Regions from separate parts of the Mus musculus genome. Here region 1 is linked to region 2. The links are chromatin loops, found by intact Hi-C in ENCODE. Cell type or tissue: gastrocnemius. All regions are shown on one strand. Each heading gives the region's core, and the rest is flanking DNA. Links, peaks and the distances in the headings are about the cores only.

Region 1 (5,367 bases), core at 272-5,271, 340 kb after region 2:
TGCATCCATATATAAACCTTATACAAAGCACCACACACAAGCTTCAGGCCACCCCAGTCTGATTCGCTCTCAATAGTTCACCTACTTCTATACCAATGACCCGGCCTCCATCAGCATCACCAGGAGCCAGTTTCTTGGGGAGCGGGTTTATTTCTACCCACTAGGCCTTTTTTGGTGCATTTTGTTCCAACTTTTCAGGGAAAGTCGTTCCCTTTTGCAACACAATCCTGCTCCTGTTTCAAACTCCGGTTCCCTGCCCCCAGTACAGCAAAGGGTCCTGAAAACCCTCAGTTACAGAAGAAATGAATCTTGAACCCTGAGCTTGAACTCTGGCTGAGCATTGAACCAAAAATCACAAAGAAATCCAACCAATGCCTCACTCCTTCTCAGGAGTAAACCGCTTGCCACGCACACAGAAAATTTCAAACCACTCATTTATAAACTGCTTTTGAAAACCACTGGGGGCAAAAACATAACCAGAAAAAAATATAGAAAAGGAAAAAAAAGAGGCCAGAGGTGGTGGGAGAAGAAGAAAGAAGGAGAAGAAGAAGAAGAAGAAGAAGAAGAAGAAGAAGAAGAAGAAGAAGAAGAAGAAGAAGAAGAAGAAGAAGAAGAAGAAGAAGAAGAAGAAGAAGAAGAAATGAGAAGGAAAAGGAGCAGAAAAGCAGGGAAAAAATTTTCCAACGCCCTAATTCAAAGCCATCCTTAAGCCAAGCATCTGGCGGAGGGAGGGATGTGGCGGGCAGCCCTTCACCTCCACCTCTTCCGGCCTCAGCCTCGCTGCCCAAGGCTCCTGCCGAGACAGAAATTGCAGGGGCACAAACTGCACGCACAAATCCGACCCACAAACAACAAATTGTGTTTCTAGTAAACATTTTTCCAACTAGGAATATGCACTGAAGAGACATTATTCATCTCTAAGCCTTCTCTGGTCCCTGGCCTAAGGATCGCCATTTTAAGCTTTTTGTGAGCTTTGACCTGAGCTGGGGACATTAGCCCCCCAGGACATCCTCACTGAAAAAGCAAACCAAAGCCATCACGCGCCTAGGAATGGCCACCGATCCGGTGCAGCACAGGGTGCCCGTAGGCTTCCTGTAGTGCGCCCCTCCTCCGCCTATGCAACCAAGGGCCGGGCTGGCCTGGCACTTCCATGTCTCGGTTTACCTTCCACTGCTAAATGACACGCTACCAGCCTGGAGCTCAGCAAACAGGAGCCTCAAGCCCGGGTCAATTCAGAACCTTTGAGTTCCTTAGGCCTCTGCTCAATTCTCCCTTATCTTCCTGCCCCAAATCCTGACCACGAAGACTCGCACCCCCAACGTTCCAGCCCGCCCCGCGGCCCAGACGGCCTTACCTTTAGCTTCGTTATCCGAGGTGTCTGGACTGGAGTCTGCGGTCTTGGCCCGTTCCTTCTCGCTCTCCGAGGGGCTGGCTTTTGGGCCCGCCAGGCTTTGCTCTGTCTTGATCTCATTGGGACTGGGGGTCTGGCTGTCGGACTTGGGGGTCTCAGGAAAACTCACTTTGCCCCCAAGCTGAGGCGATTCCAGATGTTCGGTGCGCGGGTTGAGACTGGCCCGCTGCTCAAAGGGGGCTTCGAACTCGTTGGCCCCAGCACAGTGGGGCGTTTTGTCCAGCGCGGAGTAGCTCGGGCTGGCTCGGTAGTAGCTGGGTACAGGTACCTCGTGCTCCCCAAGGCAAGACTCCGGCAGGGGGTGGGAGTAGAGAGCTGCCTCAGGGCCACTTTTCGCCCGCTTCTCTGCACTGTACATGCAGCAGACATTCTCCTCCTTGACACTAGGTGGGTAGGAACAGGAGGACAGAGGCCTGCCAACAGGTTGTTCCAGGCGGTAGGCGGCTTTGGGGTCGCCCCAGGAGTCCAGCTGCGAGAGGTAGGACGGGTAGGTGTTGAGGGCTAGGTTTGGGCTGCCTCCCTCGTCCCTCTTGGAGAGAGAGGGCGCGAGCCCGCAGCCCCTCATCACCCCGCAGTTGAAGTCACTCCCAGATTGCATATACATTCCTGCGTTACGGTTATAGCGCTCTCCTCCTCCCGGCGCAGCCAAGGGCTCCGCGTACGAGTTCGGAGTTACATTGCGAGGGCATGTCATTTTCAGAGAGAGGGGTTTTTAAGGAGCAATACTACAGCGGAGGAGCTGACATCTTTTTTCCCCCATCCGGGAAGGGGGGGGGAGCGGTTGGAGGGGCGGGAGGAAAAAGAAGGGGAGGGGGGAAATATCAGCTCCATAATTATCCGCGCATTCGGTCCTCACCATGTGACGGCTAGACCAATGGGATTTGAAAATGGCCTTGATGATTCAGACGGTCGTGACGTCAGCGGGGTCAAGTTGTCGGCAGGCGGAGCGCTCAGCGTGGAGTAACAGCGCCACCTAGCAGCTGCCTCGGGGTAGGGGCACCGGAGCCCTTCCTGGCGAACAAAGGAAGCGCCCCCCGGGCTGCAAGGGCGGTGGGGTAGTGGTGGGGTAGGTGGAGGGACATGGGACTGTTCTGTGAAGAGTGGGACTTGTTTACTAGAGAATCAGCCTGTAGCTCCTGAGGAGAGGGGGGTGGAGAGGGGGGAAATGCGGGACAGAGTAAGGCAACCGGGGCTCAAAACAGTCAAATTCAAAGTAAAAGGTCAAGACAAGATTCAGGTACTCTTTTCCCTCTCTTCACCTTACACTTTCTTCACCCCTGTTCTCCTGTTTCTTCTCTTGGGTTGGTAGCCGGGTAGTGTTTTGGGGGAGATGGGAAGAATCTCCAGTGGGCTTAGGGTAGAAGAGAAAGTTCAAGAATCAAAAGCAAGCTGAAGTTTCTGTTCTCCTGCCTCCTGGTCCGGCTTGGCCCTTGGGTCTGAGCTCTCCCTACCGTAGGTCTTGGAGGTTAGTTGAGTTGCAAGTTCCTTTTTCGGTACTAACTGGGAGTCTCCAGTGTCTGGAGTGGGCCCGGGCCCGGGTCACAACCACTCAAGGGATTCTGGGCAAAGGAGGATCTTAGTGGGCCTAAGGATCAGTGCAGGAGGGAGTTGGAGATTAAAGGTATCTTTCTCCAACCCTGGAGTTGCGGTCTGGGCCTTACTGGATAAGCCTCTCTCTCGGCTTTGCCCTTAGAGCCTTAGAGAGGGTTCCATAGGCTGCTTTGCTCCATGGCCCGGCGGCCCTCTTTTCCTGTTTGACCTTGTCCCTACTTTTTAAAAAAAGGAATATTTCCGGAGAGAAAGCTCGAACCTCCAGGCCTTGCTTGGGTTGGAGGCATGTGTATCCACATGGGAAAGGCTCAGAAGAAACAATTAAACTCCATCCGAGAAGGGTCCTTTTTAAGCGATTGGGCTGGGAGTATTTTTTTAAAGAAGAGGAGCGGTCTATTTTTTTGCGTGCTTGCTAAAGGGGAATCGTACGGGAGGCCGGGAGGTTAGGAGGGATGTGTGTTTGAAATAGTTCTCCATCACTTTTCTTCCAAAGCGAACTAAACTCTCCACCCCTTCCTCAGGAAACGGAATCCGGAGAATAACTTGTCTTTCCGGTAGCTCCGCATTTTTCCCTGGGCAGAGGCTGTGGGCTTTCCATTTTCCCCCGAAAGACCAGAGCCTGGCTGGGAAAGGACTCCAGGGCCGAGCTCCCTGGAGTGGATGAGTGAAGAAGCTGAACCGATTCCTGGAGGCCCTAGCCAGCTAGGATGGAAGATAACTAAGGAAAGAATTGCCCTGATTTCCCCCAACCAGGGGCGGAGAAGAAGACCCAGGGGTGCCTTAATTCCGGGGGTGGGGAATCTGTGGAGTGTGTGGCCAGCAGGGGAGATTTGAAATAGTTTTGTGTTTTCATTTGCAGAGGTCGCCCTGGCTTCAGCCTGGGTGTTATTCAGGGCAAGGTTAGGCTGTTTAGGCCCCAGACCAGACTTGGGACAGTCCGCAGCAGCAGTCAGTCTAGGGAGCCATTTGTCCCCCTGCCCATCCCGCGGGAAACAGCCGAGACTTTATGACCACTCTGTTTGTATTATCTGCATAAGTCTTTCCCCACGAGTTTGATCGAAACCGTTCCCTTTTACGAGGACCCAAAGAAAATTTCCCGTCATATTTATCAGCTGAGGATAAAAATTTAGTATGGGAACTGATATTTCCTCATTTATGGGACAATGAAATTAAAGACCAAAGCAATTGAGAATTATATGGCTTTGGGGGGCTCCCTCCCCCTCTTTCACATCTCTTTTTATTTTCCTCCATGGTGTGCCTGTCCCTGGAGTCTGTCTTCCCAAAATCCTGCCCATGTCCTCGGTTTGGATCCTGGTCATGAGGGTCCTTTCTATAACAGCCAGGTGCTGTATTACCTCGGTACTTTCCAGCTTTAATCTCAACGATAGAAGTCTTAGAAGCCGGGGAAAGAACATTGTCTCCATCTAGGCTGTGCTGTTAAGGCCAAGTAGAAATCATTGCGGGAAGAGATTTACAGGGGGCAGTGGGATTTGAACCCAGACAGAAAGAAGGTGTTGAGAGTCAGAAAATTCTAGAAAAGTCCTCAAACAACATGCTACAAGACAGAAACTGGCTAGCTATCAAGAGAGAAGCAAAGTTACTCAGATTCTGGGCCTGTCTCCTCTACAAACCAGACCCCTATTCCAAGCCCACCTTCAACCTCAGCTATGGGAGGCAATGGAGTTGCTTCAGGATTCTTAACATTATTAGTGGAAATAATACCCTCAGGAGAAATGCTTCCTGCTTCAACTCCCACTTCCTCACAAGAACGAATAGTGTTTAAAGTTGAAATAATTAGAAGTATGATAAACACGGCCCATTAATGAAACAAGAAATCAAATTCATCAACCTAAGTGGGACCCCCGTTGGGACAAATGTTTGCCTCTAATTACTCAAGATAAACGAAAACCCAGAGCTGTTAAGCAACAGCCCGCTAGCTTGCTCGGACGCGACCGAATAACTTGTTGGCTTTTCCAGGACTTTGGGATCTGTATTAATGGAGGTAAACGAAAGAAGAAGTGAAAGTGAGGGCCGGGACAGAGAGCGCTTGTGTGGGTCCAGGAAAGTCCTGTCTCTAGCCCTGCCCCCTTGGGCTCGCCTTTCCCGAGGCCACGAGCAAAGGCAGCTTCCGTCCTATTGTCCCTGCCTGGCGTTCAAAGGCATGCGTGCCGCCTCAGTCACCGGGTCTGCCGCCACAGCCAGGCGCCCGCTGGCCTTACCCAAAGGGTACCCTTGTCAACTGGATTGGGGCCCAGTTGAAAGTCTGTGTCGTGAAAGTCACCCCGGGGTTTTTGTTTTGTTTTATTTTTTGTTTGTTTGTTTTTGTTTCTTAGGAATCTCCTCAACTTCCCCCAATGCAAACAGCCTTGCACTTAAGCCCCACTCCAGAGTCCTCCTTCTTACCT
Region 2 (5,367 bases), core at 303-5,302:
TAAGGTTGGGTAACTTGGGAGTTTCTTATTTCTGTCTAGCATGGTAGGAGGCATTATATGTCCAGCTGGAAGCCTGGCTGTCCCTAGAAAAGCTGGAAGCCTGACTGCCCCTCAAAAGACCTGCTCTTTAGGTGAGCTAGATATTGTTTACTGAAGACAAGTGTGAAAACTGGGAACCTCAGGTGAGCATACCGTGTGTGTGTGTGTGTGTGTGTGTGTGTGTGTGTGTGTGTGTGTGTTGTGCATGGTCTTATTTTCTCGATCCTCTCATTTCTCAGGTAGTCACAATCAGAAAATGTGAGGTGAGGAGAATAGTGGTATATGTATGAGGCCTGAGAATCTTTGTGAGCTAAGACCAGCCTGGCTATATAACAAGACACAGGAGAGAGAAGGGGAAAGGGAGGAAGAAGGGGGAGAGGAAGAGAGGAGGAGAGGAAGAAGGGAAGAAGGAGAAAGGAAAGAAGAGGGGGAAAAGGGAGGGGGATCAAGGAGCACAGGGCTCTTGGCTGGTCTTCAAGATCTGGGAAGTAATTAGGATGGAAGCTGCCAGGTTTATGGGGAGCATCCCACACATATTGAAGGGGCCTGAGGTTTGGAGAAACAAAATTAACACATTTCCAGAAGAGACATTTGATAAGAATTTAGAAAAGAAGTCCAAAAATGTGAAAGGAAAAGGTAGAGAGAACCTACAGGAGATAACAGGGAACTTTGAGATCAAGTGCTTTCCAGCCAAGAATTAAAGTGAGTTCTAGGAGCAGAGCAAGGGAGTTGCTTCAAAGGAAGCAACTGGAGAAGCAAGTTCTCATACCATCTCCCTTTCCTCCTCTCCCTTCAGTCTCCATCATGTGGAACAGCTCAGATGCCAACTTCTCCTGCTACCATGAGTCTGTGTTGGGCTATCGATACTTTGCAATTATCTGGGGCGTGGCAGTGGCTGTGACAGGCACGGTGGGCAATGTGCTCACTCTGCTGGCCTTGGCCATTCGTCCCAAGCTCCGAACCCGCTTCAACCTGCTCATTGCCAACCTCACCCTGGCTGATCTACTCTACTGCACGCTCCTGCAGCCTTTCTCCGTGGACACATACCTCCACCTCCATTGGCGTACCGGCGCGGTCTTCTGTAGAATATTTGGACTCCTCCTCTTTACTTCCAATTCTGTCTCCATCCTCACCCTCTGTCTCATTGCTCTAGGACGCTACCTCCTCATTGCCCACCCTAAGCTCTTTCCCCAGGTTTTCAGTGCCAAGGGGATCGTGCTGGCACTGGTGGGCAGCTGGGTTGTGGGGGTGACCAGCTTTGCCCCCCTCTGGAATGTTTTTGTCTTGGTGCCAGTTGTCTGCACCTGCAGCTTTGACCGCATGCGAGGCCGGCCTTACACCACCATCCTCATGGGCATCTACTTTGTGCTTGGGCTCAGCAGCGTGGGCGTCTTCTACTGCCTCATCCACCGGCAAGTGAAGCGTGCGGCTCGAGCACTGGACCAATACGGGCTGCATCAGGCCAGCATCCGCTCTCATCAGGTGGCTGGGACACAAGAAGCCATGCCTGGCCACTTCCAGGAGCTAGACAGCGGGGTTGCCTCAAGAGGGCCCAGCGAGGGGATTTCATCTGAGCCAGTCAGTGCTGCGACCACGCAGACCCTGGAAGGTGATTCGTCAGAAGCTGGGGGCCAGGGCATTAGAAAGGCAGCTCAACAGATCGCAGAGAGAAGCCTTCCAGAAGTGCATCGCAAGCCCCGGGAAACTGCAGGAGCTCGCAGAGCCACAGATGCCCCATCAGAGTTCGGGAAGGTGACCCGTATGTGCTTCGCAGTGTTCCTCTGCTTCGCCCTCAGCTACATCCCCTTCCTGTTGCTCAACATTCTGGACGCCAGGGGCCGTGCTCCACGAGTAGTGCACATGGTGGCTGCCAACCTCACCTGGCTCAACAGCTGCATCAACCCTGTGCTCTATGCAGCCATGAACCGCCAGTTTCGCCACGCGTATGGCTCCATCCTGAAACGCGGGCCACAGAGTTTCCGCCGGTTCCATTAAAGCTATTTAAAGCTAGTAGTCCATTCACCAGGACAGGCCAAACATCCGGAACCAGAGTGGCCTGCAGAGGACAGGACAGGAGCCCTTCAGTCCTTGGGTATTTCACAGACAACCTCAGTGGTATAGAGGTACACCACTTTCCCATTCAGGAATCAGTGTGTCAACCCTGTGTGACCCAAGGAGTGTGGTTAATTATTAATAAAGACATTGCATCCCCCCCTCACACTTGGCGCTTGCGTGCATGCTTTTGTGTGTGTGTGTGTGTGTGTGTGTGTGTGTGTGTTCTTCCTCGGTTTATTTCCATCTTAGTTTTTGCAACAGTATTTCTGGGGCTCCAAAATTTGACTAGATTGACTGGCCAGCAAGCTCCAGCGAGTGACCCTACTGACACGACCTCCCTAATGCTAGGATTACAGTCATGCACTGCCTTGACCAATTTTTACATAAATGTTGGAGATACAGACACAGATTCTATATTTGCATAATATGCACTTCGAAGCCTACTTCCCTAACTCCGCATTGAATGCTTTTAACGTCCAGGAGTGGTTACGTGAGAAAGGAGGATTTAGGCCAGAGTCAGAACTGGAATTTAGTAGTTGAGATTTGGGGTGACCTGTGTCAAAGCCATTTAGAGAGCAGCTATCCAGGGATAGATGTAGCCTGTGACTGACAGGGTTCCAGATAGAGAATTAGCTTTCTCTCTCCCTTTTATTTTTCCTTTGAGACATCATCATATGTAGCCCAATTTGCCCTCAAATTCAAGATCGTCCTGCAACGAGAGCCACAGAGTAATTACAGGTGTGTGCCTTTTTCCTTAATAAAACAGCCCTTAACTGCTCACCACTACTGCCAAAATCCTCCATCCAGGCCAGGAGGTTTATTCAACACTACAGGTTATACCCTTGCAGTGAATCCTGCCCACTGCACCCCATACAAGGGGATAGTCAAGGTGGAGCCTGTGCTCCGGGGAAATGGAACCAAGCTTAGCGGGTGGCCGCTGTACCTGGAGGCTCTCTTCCTCCATTTTTCCTCTACGGGCTGAAGAAAGCCCCACAGGGCACACCCCTGACTTCTCAAGCACCACCATTCTGTAAATACGGCCTGAAAGCACAAAGACCACCAGGTGGCGCTGTTTCCCTGTGCTTCCTTTTTTACTTCCGGTTGAGTATTGTAAGTGCCAGCAAGATCCCTGACCAGGGGTGGAGGCCCAGGATTTGAATCAGCATACTTGAATACTAGAAAATGAAGACTGAGGAAGGATGTTTTGTTTTTTGATAATTTTACCATGTGGAGCTCATGGCCCTACAGCCTCAGACCTCAGAGTGCAAATTTACAGGCATGTAATCCTTGCTGAAACCATTGGTTTTCTTTTAATTTCATTTGAAACAGGCTATCACTATGTAGCTGATGCTGGCCTTGAATACTTGGTCTTCCTTCTTCAGGATCCAGAAAAAAAAGGGAGGTGGGGGGACTGTGTATGAGTCATCATGCTGAAGTAGTAGAGCCTCTACCTTTATCTAAGGTGGGACAGGGTACTGGGTGAGCACCAAGAGACCACTGAGAATGGGATGTTTGAGCTGGGTTGGTTGACAAGATGCCCCGCTGCATACGGCCTCTTCCTATCCCCAAATGCCTGGTTTGAAACAACAAAATCTTGAAGAATTGAAATGAAAATAAAAAGACAAAATAAAAAGACACTCCGGCTGGGCAGTGGTGGCACATGCCTTTAATCCCAGCACTTGGGAGGCAGAGGCAGGTGGATTTCAGAGTTCGAGGCCAGCCTGGTCTACAGAGTGAGTTCCAGGACAGCCAGGGATACACAGAGAAACCCTGTCTCAAAAAAAAAAACAAACAAACAACAACACCAACAAAAAGACAGTTCAACTCCACCCCCTCCACCCCCAACCCCAATGAGGACCAGTAGTCTATCTTGCTAATCCAGAGCCCGTGTTTCTAGATGTTCTTCACGGCCCACAAACAAATAGCAAGCTGAGGCTACAGAGACGGGATTCAGACAGGCCAGGTGCAACCTGGGACTGTGCAGCTGAGGCTAGGCCAAAGACCCGAGTGACACTTCCATGAACTTGAGACCTCTGGACCACTCTAGGCTTCAAGTTTCATGATCTGTAGAAAGCTGAGAGTAGGGGACACTCTTTGTAGTGCTAAATTCTGCAAAGATGTTTCATGTAGGCATAAAATTCCCATGACAATCAATTATACTTTCTTACAAATGGGAAAACAAATACTAACAGGTTAATTTGTTCAAAGTCAAAGGGCTAGTAAGTGATAAACTGTGGTTTGAGGGCAAAGTCTAACCAGAGCTGTTACCAGCAATAAAGACTAACCACTACAAAACAGCTGCGTTGCTGAAGCTAGGTCATATGATCAGGCAAACCCTAAAAGTCCTTCCCATTCAGTCCTTCCAAGATCTTGAAGGTTGACAACTCTCTGAAGGCTTGTAAAAGGGTTCTTTTTTCACATTCCTTGAAGGCAATTCAAAATCTTCCTCAGAGTAGAGGGAACAGCGATAGGGATTGCAGTTAGACATCAGAGTGGCTTCCTAATCTTCAATTGCGGGAGGGTTGGGGGGCTGGGGAATGACTCAGAGGACACAAGAGTCCCAAAACCGAAGGACAGAAATTTAGCAAGCAAGCTGCTTTCTCACCCTTCACCCTCTGCACACATCTCCGTTCCTAATTTCAATAAAGGCTGAGCTGGAAGAAAGAAAACGGAAAGCGAGGCTTTCTGGGGTATTCTCTCTTGGGGCGTGAGTGTTAGGATGGGACCCAGTCAATGCCTGTACACCCACCACTATCTTTGTCAGTCACCCGCGGGAGCCCGCGCCCTGTCGAAGCCTGTCTTTGTCCCTCTCCATTTGGGCGTCTCTCGAGCAGACTGCAGTCTCTCGCCTGCCCGCGCCACCCGCCCGCGCCCGCGCCCGCGCCCGCCCGAGGGTCCCCGATTCGCGCCTCCCCCACGGCCCCGCCTGCCCGCTCGCAGCACACTCTCTCTCTTTCGCTGTCTCCTGCAGACAGATTTATGGTCAGCCCAGAGTCTCTCATTGGCCGAGCTCTGACAGGACTTGATTTAACGCCACGTTTCATTGGCTGATCTTGACAGGCCGATTTACGAGTCGCGATGCTATTGGTCCAGCGGCCTCGGCCCTGATTTACAGCCTGGTGGGCGCCGAGGGGGGTGGGGCGCGGCTGGGAACGAGGCCGCGCGCCCCTCCCCCGCATCCCTTGTACTCGCGTGCTCGCCGCGCGTGCCCGTCACGCCGCTTCCGGAGCGGCTCTGCGAGTGACCGGCCGAGACAGCGGGGAATTTGGCGGG

What was found. A loop is a pair of places that touch in the nucleus more often than their neighbours do. Peaks named below come from ENCODE experiments on the same cell type or tissue, not always from the same donor. Only the 100,000 strongest peaks of a DNase experiment are listed, where the experiment ranks them.
Region 1: a loop joins it to region 2, with 9 times the contacts of the local background. A loop is called at or near these places in 4 of 42 quality-filtered maps.

What each region holds. Positions count from the first base shown.
Region 1 is chr15:102,963,596-102,968,962 of GRCm38, reverse strand. It overlaps Hoxc10 (homeobox C10), which reads right to left and starts at 2,167. Exons shown (of 2, transcript NM_010462.5): 1 at 1,355-2,167. The coding sequence starts at 2,105. In gastrocnemius, for the core only: CTCF peaks have their summits at 1,755 and 2,386; a DNase peak (open chromatin) is centred at 2,364; H3K4me3 peaks cover 5,000 bases; H3K27ac peaks cover 5,000 bases.
Region 2 is chr15:103,305,125-103,310,491 of GRCm38, reverse strand. Gpr84 (G protein-coupled receptor 84) reads left to right here and starts at 54. Exons shown (of 2, transcript NM_030720.2): 1 at 54-182; 2 at 836-2,257. The coding sequence starts at 844. The coding sequence ends at 2,034. In gastrocnemius, for the core only: a CTCF peak has its summit at 3,152 (motif pointing right); DNase peaks (open chromatin) are centred at 3,159, 4,039, 5,038, 5,201 and 2 more places; H3K4me3 peaks cover 1,193 bases; H3K27ac peaks cover 2,499 bases.